Regions from separate parts of the Homo sapiens genome. Here all the other regions are linked to region 3. Evidence: read pairs that join two places in POLR2A ChIA-PET (ENCODE). Cell type or tissue: A673. All regions are shown on one strand.

Region 1 (2,500 bases), 560 kb before region 3:
CCTATTGTTAGATGAAGAGGCCTTTTTTTTCAGGATTAAAAACAATCCATCAATGTATCACGATGTTTATTTTTTCCCACAGGGACTTGAAAAACTAATTTCAGAAATCCTTAAAGTCTATACACACATATGCAATTAGTAGCCCCCCCTTATCTGCAGGGGGTGTGTTCCAAAGTCCCCAGGGGATGCCTGAAACCATGGATAGTGTGCTATATATACTCTTTTTGCAATCTGACAACCTAGCTGGCTACTGAGTGACTAACAGACATGTAGCACAAACAGCACGGATATGCTGGACAAAGGGATGATTCACATCCTGAGTGGGACAGAGTGGGATGGTGTAAGATATCATCATGTGACTCAGAACAGTGTGCATCCTAAAATTTATGAACTGCTTATTTCTGGAATTTTGCATTTAATATTTTCACATTGTGATTGACTGAAACCATGGAAAGTGAAACCGTGGATAGAGGGGGACTACTATGTATCCATGAACAAGGAACAGGATTTAGGACTTCAGTGCTGAATGAAGTACTCACAGTATCCCCAAGACTACCACCATCCCACAATGTATATCATCTTTAGTTTGGTATGCACTTGCATCAATTAGAGTACCTCTTCAAAGAAAGAAAGTTTTTGAGAAGTTAAATATGGTCAGATTAACTCACTTAATCACCCACTTATTCATTCATTCAATGAACAATAGCTGCTCGCCTGCTAGGCAGTATAGGTACCATGAGGAACAGGACAGACTTGGCACTTGCCATCACAGATCCTAGTCACAATGAGGAGAAGGACAATTAAACCAGAGATTTAAGTAACATTCAGAAAGGGCTATGATAGAGAAAGTAGTGACTACAATGGATGCACATGGCAAGGGCAGCTAAGGTTTCCCAATGAAGGCAATATTTAATCTGAGACATGTAGGGTAAGCAGAAGTTAGCTAGACAAACAAGACAGGGGAGGTCATTCCAAGCTGGAATATCAGAAATGAAGCCTGGGAAGATCAGAATGCCTGTAAGATGAGAGAGCTGAAACCAGATCACAAAGGGCCTTGTCAGCCACCCCAAGGGGGTTAAATTTTATCCCAAGGTACCCTTGGAATCTGTTGAAGATTTGCTCTTTGAAAAGATCATTCTTGCTGCAGTCTGGAAAAGGGATTGCTGTTGGCAGTGGGGATGAGAGATAAGGGAAAGAAGGATTGTTGCAAAATTGCAGGCAGTAAGTAAAACCAATTCTTCAGCTGTAAGCTGAGGTCCTACAAGATGGCTTAAGTTCTGTAATCATCCTTCTTTTTGTTCAGCCTCGCATCACATTTAGCTTCTGACCCTTTTCAACCAACCTAGCATGCATTAAGTACTTAATAAATGGTTGCTTTGTTTGCTCTTTTACTTGTTTGGTGAAGGAATCCATCACCTAACTCTATTTTGCTCTTTGTCCAAAAAAAAAGTATTAAGAGGGAAAGTATCAGGAAGGAAAGGACCTTCCCCATTCTTTTAGCGGGGTAGGGGCACCCCACTTATCTACAGCCATTCAATTGGATGCTGTATCTGAGCTAATTGCTGAAGCTTCCTTGCCTTCCCTTTCCTTTCCCTTTTCTCCTTCCTTCCTTTCTTTCCTTCTTCCTCTTTCTCTTTCTTTCTTCTTTCTCCTTCCTTCCTTCCTTCCTTCCTTCCTTCCTTCCTTCCTTCCTTCCTTCCTTCCTTCCTTTCTTTCTTTCTCTCTCTCTCTCTTTCTTTCTTTCTTTATTTCGAAATGGTCTCACTGTGTCACCCAGTCACGCTGACTAGAGTGCAGTGGCACAATCATGACTCACTGCAGCCTCAATCTCCAAGGCTCAAGTGATCCTTCCACCTTAGCCTTTCAAGTAGCTAGGACCACAGGTGTGCACCACCATGCTGAGCTAATTTTGTAATTTTTTGTAGAAACAGGGTCTCACTACATTGCCCAGGCTGGTCTTGAACTCCTCATCCTCCTGACTCGGACTCCCAAAGTGCTGGGATTATAGGCGTGAGCCCTGGCTAGGCCCAGCCTGAAGCTTTGGTTTTCTTTAGAGAAGTTTTCTGAGCTTGTACAGCCCACAGAATTCCTGATCTGTATAAAGAGGAGCAGTACCTCAATTCTGCCAATATAAGAACATGGGAATTTCATCTATTATAATAGTAATACATGTTCAACATAAAAACATGGAAAATGTAGACAAGTGAAAAATGAAGAAAAACCCAACATAATACCACAACCAAAGGACAACCACTAGTAATATTTTGAAACATTACATTTTAGTCTTTGTGTGTAGTTTCAGGAGGATTACTTTTAGATTACTACGATACACACACACACATACACATATACCTACACATTTATATCCTGATTTTTCTAAACTTAACATCATAGCACTTTAAAAGTTTGTGTTATTTTAAATATTACCTTAAAATTCTATTCATTGCAAAAGATTTCACTGTATGATTGCATTCCAATCTAATCTAACACAGGACCATGC
Region 2 (2,500 bases), 120 kb before region 3:
GTTAGTATGTGGCAGGAACATTGAGGCTTAGCTTGTTGGGTGACATCTCTAGTTATCTCAAGGCTGAAAAGCCTGAATTTAGACCCATGCATTCAAAAATCGTAAGTTGCCTAAATAAGGGCAGCAGTGAGTTGAAATGAACAGTATTCATTGATAAAACATGCAAAATCAAGACGATTATTATAATAGCAAGAATAATTGATTTCAACAGGGTTTAAAAAGTCAGATGAGAACTGACACTCAAAAAAAAAAAAAAAAACCATCAATTCAAATTATCCTCCATTGGGATTCTTTTTTTCCATCTTCTCCACAAGTGCACAATAAAGTATTTTGAGAAAAAGGAGAATCTGCTGGACCATCTGATGATCAGATCATCAGGGTGGACTAACGTCAGATTTGATTAACTAACCTTAAACTTCCTGACTTCTGTCTGGCTAAAAACAAAACTGCAATGCCATGTGAAACAAAGCTGCTGGTATCAGCGTTGTTTTGCTATGGAAGAGCCTGGAACGTGAATGTCTGGTACCTGTCAACACTTAACAGTCATCGTGGTTGGGAGGCCGGCTAATGCGAGCCCAGCGGTGGAGCAGGGTTTTGGGCATTGCCCATGTGCCTGCATGGAAAAAATGTGTGGCTGGATGTGGGTAGGCGGCTAAGACACCCTCCAAGTGGAAGGGAAAAATCCAAAGCTAAAATACCAGACAACTTTGGGGACACCAGTACTTCCACAATGAAAATTGTTGTGTGTTCTCTTCAGTCTCCAGAACTTACATTAGAAGCGTCCTGAAATACGTTTGGGTGTGGCCCGTGCACACAGCCCCAGCTACAACATTGAGAAGTTACCTGTGGCCCAGCCAGAGCTACGAGGGCAATGCCAAGGGCACTTGTGCACCAGCTTGTTAGATAAGTTCAGTGACTTGAAACAGCGCCAGAGGTGAATCCGTTTCCACTGCTAGGGAATCTTCTCTCAGAGCACTAGTCTTCTCTTCTGCTGGGATGAAAGGAAAGCTTTGATTTTTTTAAAAAAATCATATAATGAAAAATGACATATTGTAGATAAAATATACTGTAGTTTAAAATGTTGCAATTTCCAAACATTAGTGTAATTATAGGCCCTGAATAAACTTGGAAAGCTAAGGCACACTGCAGCCAGCAGCCCAAACCTGTAAGTATGCTTATAATCTAAAATGGATATCTCATTACTGGTTAACATTATTTATTTAGGAGGAGATACGACCTCTAATTTGCCTTTAAATGATTAATTTGGTGTTTAAATAAGTGCCTTTTACTTAATAATGTTTTCTTCAACCAATTCACTTATGTCAATAAACTCTTTGTTTAACCTTCTTAAAGGAAACATTTTCTCTGCTCTGAGGCAATTAATGAGCTATCAAATAAATAGGTACAGGAAAATGAACTAAAATTAAGGACTGCCCAAGACAGCAAAAATGCTTTAATCTGTGGAGTGGGTACTGTGGTTTACTGTCAACCACGATGCAGGAAGAGTGTCAGTCCATTCCTCACCCTCCCATGAGTCTCCTTTCTGTCTTTAGTTCACAGAGAAGGCAACTCTCACTATAGGACCTACCAAAACGGGAATAGCCCATACCTAGTTAGAGGCACTTTTCTCTCAATTGCTCGTTCTTTAAGTTTGGGAAAAACAATGATAAATCTTCAAGTTGGGAATGGGTTGCCACTTTTTCATGGGAAATCAAAGGGAAATGAAAATATGTGCAATACTAATACAAAATATTAATATCACTAATATCAACGTTAATATCAAAGTGTCAAAAAGCATCTCCTTCAGTCTTGGGGCATAAAACTGGATCATGTATAACTCAGTTGCTTATTTTGCAGGTAATTTATTTTTAAATATAGTTTTTCCTGATAATTAAAAATGAAATTAGAATGAATTTAGCTTTTTTTCTTAATTAATAGAACTAAAGCTGCCAAATTTTGTTTAGCTTTCTGTAGTATGTAAAAAACTTTTTTTTTTTTTTTTTTTTACAGAAATGGGGTCTCACTATGTTACCCAGGCCAGACTCAAACTCCTGGGCTCAAATGATCCTTTTGCTTTAACCTTCAGGGTAGCTGGGACTACAGGTATAAGCCACTGCACCTGGCTAAAAAGCATTTTTTTAAAAAAATTGACCAATAGTAACCATCAACACTATTTTAAAATTTGGAATTTTTTTCTAATAAGAGTAAATGAACCACCAAATTTGGTCATTCTCAGAGGAGGAGAGCACTGAGTGTGGCAGAGACGGCCAGCCATCCCCTAATAATCACACCCCCTTTTTTTATAGTCATAGACTTTCGACCTAGGGCACACAGCCAACAAAAACATAGACAACACTTCCAAGCCTCCTTAACTGCTGACTGTAGTCATAAGACTAAGTTCTGGCCAAGGTGAAGTGAGTGAGTGTGTGTGTGCAAAACCAACTGGCTGTACCCTTAAAAGGCAAGTCATCTTTTCCTCTTCTTCCTTTCACATCAAAAT
Region 3 (2,500 bases):
TTAAGAATATCTTCAGTAAAGCACTTTATTGTACATAACACTACTTTACATTTTGTAGTAAGTATTATATATTCTACTATGTATTTTGCTCATTGAGCAGTTATATTAGACAATGGATTTCAGTGACAAAGCTATTAAAATATGGAGAGTATCTTATGTTAAAAGAGTTCGGTGTATCCAGATTGTAGTGGTGGTTACATGAATCTATATGTACATTAAAATATTCACAGAATAGTACACCAAAAGAAGTCCATTTTACTGTATGATAATTCAAATAATAAAATTAACTGTCTCTTTTTTTTTTTTTGCATTGGGTGTCTTCATCACATTGCCCAGCTACATTGCACTACCACGCCCAGTCAAAACTAATATTCAAGATGTAATAAATAGTTTAGTTTTTTAAATGTTTGTGCTGGGCTCTGAAGGATAAAATATAACCTATGGCATAAAATAAACATTTTTTTAAAGTATAAATAATGCTAAGACTATAAAGAACAAGAAAAAAGATTTTAAAGTATATCCCCCCAAATATCACAAAACAATCTATCACAGATGCAATCTGGGACTCTGAGCTTTTATAAGGGAGAATTTCAAGGCTAGCAAATCTTCACAACATAAACTTCTTACAACCTCAAAAGATGAGACAGCTTTCCTAGGATTTACTAGTTGGCAATAAATATTTTGCTCAGCAATTAATAAAAATAATTGTAAAATTGTGTTTGCTTCATAGAATAAGAACTGGAAGGAAACTTAAAGAGTCATTTGATTACCTTCAGGCAGGTGTACACAAAGGTATTTAACCAAAACTTACAAATCTCTTCTCAGAGATCTCCAAACACAGAGATTCCACAATGGCCACCAATGAACATATTCTCATGTTTTAGCACTAGGATAGCTAAGCTGGGGATGTGAGTCTGTGTGTTTCTGCTGAAACAGCTCCTATGTTAAGTTCTTTCATCATCTTGGATCTCTCAAGGCATGGAGAACTACTATAAAAATTCCTCTTCTAGAAAATATCCACGCTTTTCAAGACATTAATTAGATGATCTCTTTAGCCATTCTTCTTCAAGGTTAACAAACCTGCCCTTGATGTGCTATGCTCATAGAGATGCCCATAAAACATTTCTATCATAATAGCTCCTTCTCTTCACTTTCGGTTGTTTCCATCCTTTGTGTTTTAAAGAACAGTGACCAAAGTAGGCCCTGTATTCAGCCCAAGTCTCAAGAGTAGAGTGCTAGAGTGCTTCTTCGGCCATGCCTGTTACGTTTCTCTTTCTTTCTTTTCCTTCCTTCCTTCCTTCCTTCCTTCCTTCCTTCCTTCCTTTCCTTTTCTTTGTTTTTGGCATTCTTGGGAGAAGAATGTGTTGTATATACGAACCACATACAAATGTCCTCATATAAAACACAAAAACCAGTAAAGAAGCACATGGTTCTTTAGTTAATTTTTTAGTTAATAATGGAAGTGCATGTAAGAATATGAAAAAAGAGTATCCTTCAGCCAAGGATGTACAAGTAAGTGACTGAAATAAAAAGAAAACTCCAGGCCTGGCGCAGTGGCTCGTGCCTGTAATCCCAGCACTTTGGGAGGCTGAGGCGGGTGGATCATGAGATCAGCAGATCGAGACCACCCTGGCTAACACGGTGAAACCCCGTCTCTACTAAAAATACAAAAACTAACCAGGCGTGGTGGCGGGCGCCTGTAGTCCCAGCTACTCGGGAGGCTGAGGCAGGAGAATGGTGTGAACCCGGAAGGCGGAGCTTGCAGTGAGCCGAGATCGCGCCACCGCACTCCAGCCTGGGCGACAGAGCGAGACGCCGTCTCTAAAAAAAAAAGAAAAGAAAACTCCAGGCAGTAGCCAGAGTAGTTACCATTCCCTTCCTATCAACACTGGGGTGGATATATAGACCCCTTCCTCTACAGCAGCAGAACAAAATAAAATGAGTTTTATAATTGGCAGTCATAAGAATTTACAGACAACTACAGAATTAAAGGAGGAGCTACCTCTGATATTTGTATAATAATAGGAACAGAAATGTCTAGACCTGTAGACATAAAGTTGATGAAGACACTTGACATTAAATTTCAAACTTCAAGTAACACCTATAGACCAAGATTTTTCTGTAATTCCTAAGTCAGCCCTGATTCAAAGAAGTGACCGGGTTGGCATAGGCCAACTTTAGATATGAACAGGACCTAAAGGAGGCCCAGCAGAGACCCATAATCAGCTAGTTGATGAGGAGAAAGACCACAGAATCAGAACAAAGGATTGTGTAGTCTTAAGGACAAAAGGGTTTGTCTGTCCATTATTGTGGAAAGGATCCATACTTCAGTTGAACACTCATATATTTTTTACTAACTAGCATATTATTCATTCTGTGGTATATTTCATTTCTCTTCACCGAACCTTTTGCAATCCTTTAAAAAATCCCTACTTATGTTCTCTTTCTTTTTTTTTATTTTTGTAATTTAAAAAATGTGGAACGATCCACAAATTTGCAT
Region 4 (2,500 bases), 550 kb before region 3:
ACTATTAACTATGTTGTACTTTTTTTTTCTTTTCTTTTCTTTTTTTGAGACGGCGTCTCACTCTGTTTCCCAGGCTGGAGTGCAGTGACACTATCTCGGCTCACTGCAACCTCTGCCTCCTGGGTTCAAGCATTCTCGTGCCTTAGCCTCCTGAGTAACTGGGATTACAGGTGTGTGCCTCTATGCCTGGCTAACTTTTTGTATTTTTAGTAGAGATTGGTTTTCACCATGTTGGCCAGGCTGGTGTCGAACTCCTGACCTCAGGTGATTCACCTGCCTCGGCCTCCCAAAATGCTGGGATTATCGGCGTGAGCCACTGAGCCCTGCCAACTATGTTGTACTTTTGTTTTGCATTATTCTATCTATATTTTAGTTTCCACTTTAGATAAAATGGTTAAAATCTTGAAATATCTTGCTAGGAAGGAATCATTATAGTAAATGAAGTGCTTGTGCACATTTCCACAGAGATCATTTTGGAATATCAATGAAAATTTCTTTCATATCTTTGTATCTTCCTATCTTGAGCAATCCTGAGTTCTGCTGGAGTTTGAGAGAAGCCCAACGTGCTGGAAAGTCTACCAGGAAAGGCTGCTTGATTGACTTTACTATAACACAATTTTATTTTGGTGGATTACCTAGAGTTGACAGCTTTAACTTTCCAGGTATTGGCACGTAATTTCAAGGTTGTGATCTGAATGTATTAGAGCAACCAAACTTACAAGAGACTCATGTTTATATGTAGCAGGCACTATGCAAAAGACAACCATTATCCCTATCCTCATTGAGCGAAACATTAAACAAATAATTGTACAGCTAATTATTACGTTAAACTCTGAACAAAAAAGTTCTGGGAGCTAGGAGGAAATGATGAGGCATGACCATCAAGCAGATTATTGGAAAGACTTGTTTAAAAAGTTTATAATTTGGCCTTTTTGTCTGTTTAGTTAAATATGCATTATCATGCTGTAATCATTTTCTGTGTCTGTCTCCAAAATGCATGTGTCTGTTCCAGTGACTTATAATTTACAGTCTGCATATCAAGGTTCTCTAACTTCAAATTGCATCTTCCACTTCAACTTTTTCTACACTTTTATACAAGCCACTTCCAAATCTCGACACATTCTTTCTTTAAATATACTAATAATACCTATTAAGTTATATATAAATTCAGTGTTCTTTCAGCCTAGGAGAGTTCTGTCTTTCACTAGGCGTTAACGTCATTAGTCAAAGCCTCTGAATTTGTGGGTTCCTTAGTGCCCTCCTACAAACACTCCTGGCAAAAACACAATAAACCACTAGGAAGTTAATGTATGCGCTCATCAAAGTCCTGTAACTTGAGAATGAAGTAGCAGGAAACAGCTACCCAGCAGTGTTATAAACATTTATAGGCCATAATCCCAGTGCTTTGGGAGGCCAAGGCAGGAGGATCTCTTGAGCTTTGGAGTTCAAGACACCCTGGGAAACATAGGGGGTCTTTACAAAAAATTTAAAAATTAGTTGGGTGTGATGGTGCACACTTGTGGTCTCAGCTACATGGGAGGCTGAGGCCAAAGGATTGACCTTGAACCTGGAAGTTCCAGGTTGCAGTAAGCTACGATCCCACCACTGCATTCTAGCCTGGGTGACAGAGTGAAACCCTGTCTCTCGAAATAAATAAATAGATATATAAATAAAAATAAAAATGTATAGCAGCATTAGTTATAATAGCCAAAAGGTAGAAACAACCCAGATGTCCATCAGCAGACAAATGGATAAACAAAATGTGGTATATATGTACAACGGAATATTATTCCGAGTTAAAAGGAATGAAGTACTTAAAAATGCTACATGAACCAACCTTGCAGACGTCATGCTAAGTGAAATCAGCCAGACACAGGAGGACAAATATTGTATGATTTCACTGACATGAGGTACTTAGAATAATCAAATTCATAGAGACAGAAGGTAGAATAGTGATTACCAGGGGCTGAGGGGAGAAGGGAATGGAAAGTTATTATTTACGGGTACAGAGTTTCTCTTTGGAATAATGGGAAAGATTGGGAAATGAATAATTGTAATGGTTGCACAACGTTGTATAGGTACTTAATGCCACTGAATCCTACACTTAAAAATGGTGAAAATGGTACATTTTATGTTATGTGTATCTTATGAAAATAAAAAATACACACACACACAGACTCAGTGAAAAGTTGGGGAAAAATACTATAAGCCATCTAGATGCCTTACGCCTTGTGGATTATAAATGTGTATCAGTATTGTTTCTGTTATAAAGCTAAAACCTTTAAAAAAATTCCTTTCTTAACTTTTTATTTCCACACTCAATCTTTTTACCTCTTCCAGCTACCTTATAGTTGTTTTACTGTCATCCACAATATTTTCTGCATGTAAGGAATACAGTATTATCATTATTATCATTGTTATTAATTTTTTATTGCTGTTGTTGTTCTGGTATCCCATTTATATTGAGGGTTTGATGTATCCAGTATTAGCCTGTAAAAAC

The links. ChIA-PET counts read pairs that join two places held together with the same protein. Peaks named below come from ENCODE experiments on the same cell type or tissue, not always from the same donor. Only the 100,000 strongest peaks of a DNase experiment are listed, where the experiment ranks them.
Region 1: POLR2A ChIA-PET joins it to region 3 with 7 read pairs; 1 of 35 experiments calls an interaction of 5 or more read pairs at or near these places.
Region 2: POLR2A ChIA-PET joins it to region 3 with 6 read pairs; 3 of 35 experiments call an interaction of 5 or more read pairs at or near these places.
Region 4: POLR2A ChIA-PET joins it to region 3 with 5 read pairs; 1 of 35 experiments calls an interaction of 5 or more read pairs at or near these places.

The regions. Positions count from the first base shown.
Region 1 is chr14:57,380,275-57,382,774 of GRCh38, reverse strand. No RefSeq gene overlaps it. Among named protein-coding and RNA genes, the nearest start is that of NAA30, 9.1 kb to the left of the region's middle. In A673, no CTCF peak of the experiment used is centred here; a DNase peak (open chromatin) is centred at 1,454; H3K27ac peaks cover 1,244 bases.
Region 2 is chr14:56,949,865-56,952,364 of GRCh38, reverse strand. No RefSeq gene overlaps it. Among named protein-coding and RNA genes, the nearest start is that of OTX2-AS1, 140 kb to the right of the region's middle. RefSeq lists an enhancer at 1-75. In A673, no CTCF peak of the experiment used is centred here; no DNase peak of the experiment used is centred here.
Region 3 is chr14:56,825,063-56,827,562 of GRCh38, reverse strand. The region is part of intron 1 of OTX2-AS1 (OTX2 antisense RNA 1); the gene reads right to left. It also overlaps the pseudogene RNU6-1204P. Among named protein-coding and RNA genes, the nearest start is that of OTX2-AS1, 13 kb to the right of the region's middle. In A673, no CTCF peak of the experiment used is centred here; a DNase peak (open chromatin) is centred at 1,182; H3K4me3 peaks cover 297 bases; H3K27ac peaks cover 2,500 bases.
Region 4 is chr14:57,374,177-57,376,676 of GRCh38, reverse strand. No RefSeq gene overlaps it. Among named protein-coding and RNA genes, the nearest start is that of NAA30, 15 kb to the left of the region's middle. In A673, no CTCF peak of the experiment used is centred here; a DNase peak (open chromatin) is centred at 1,296.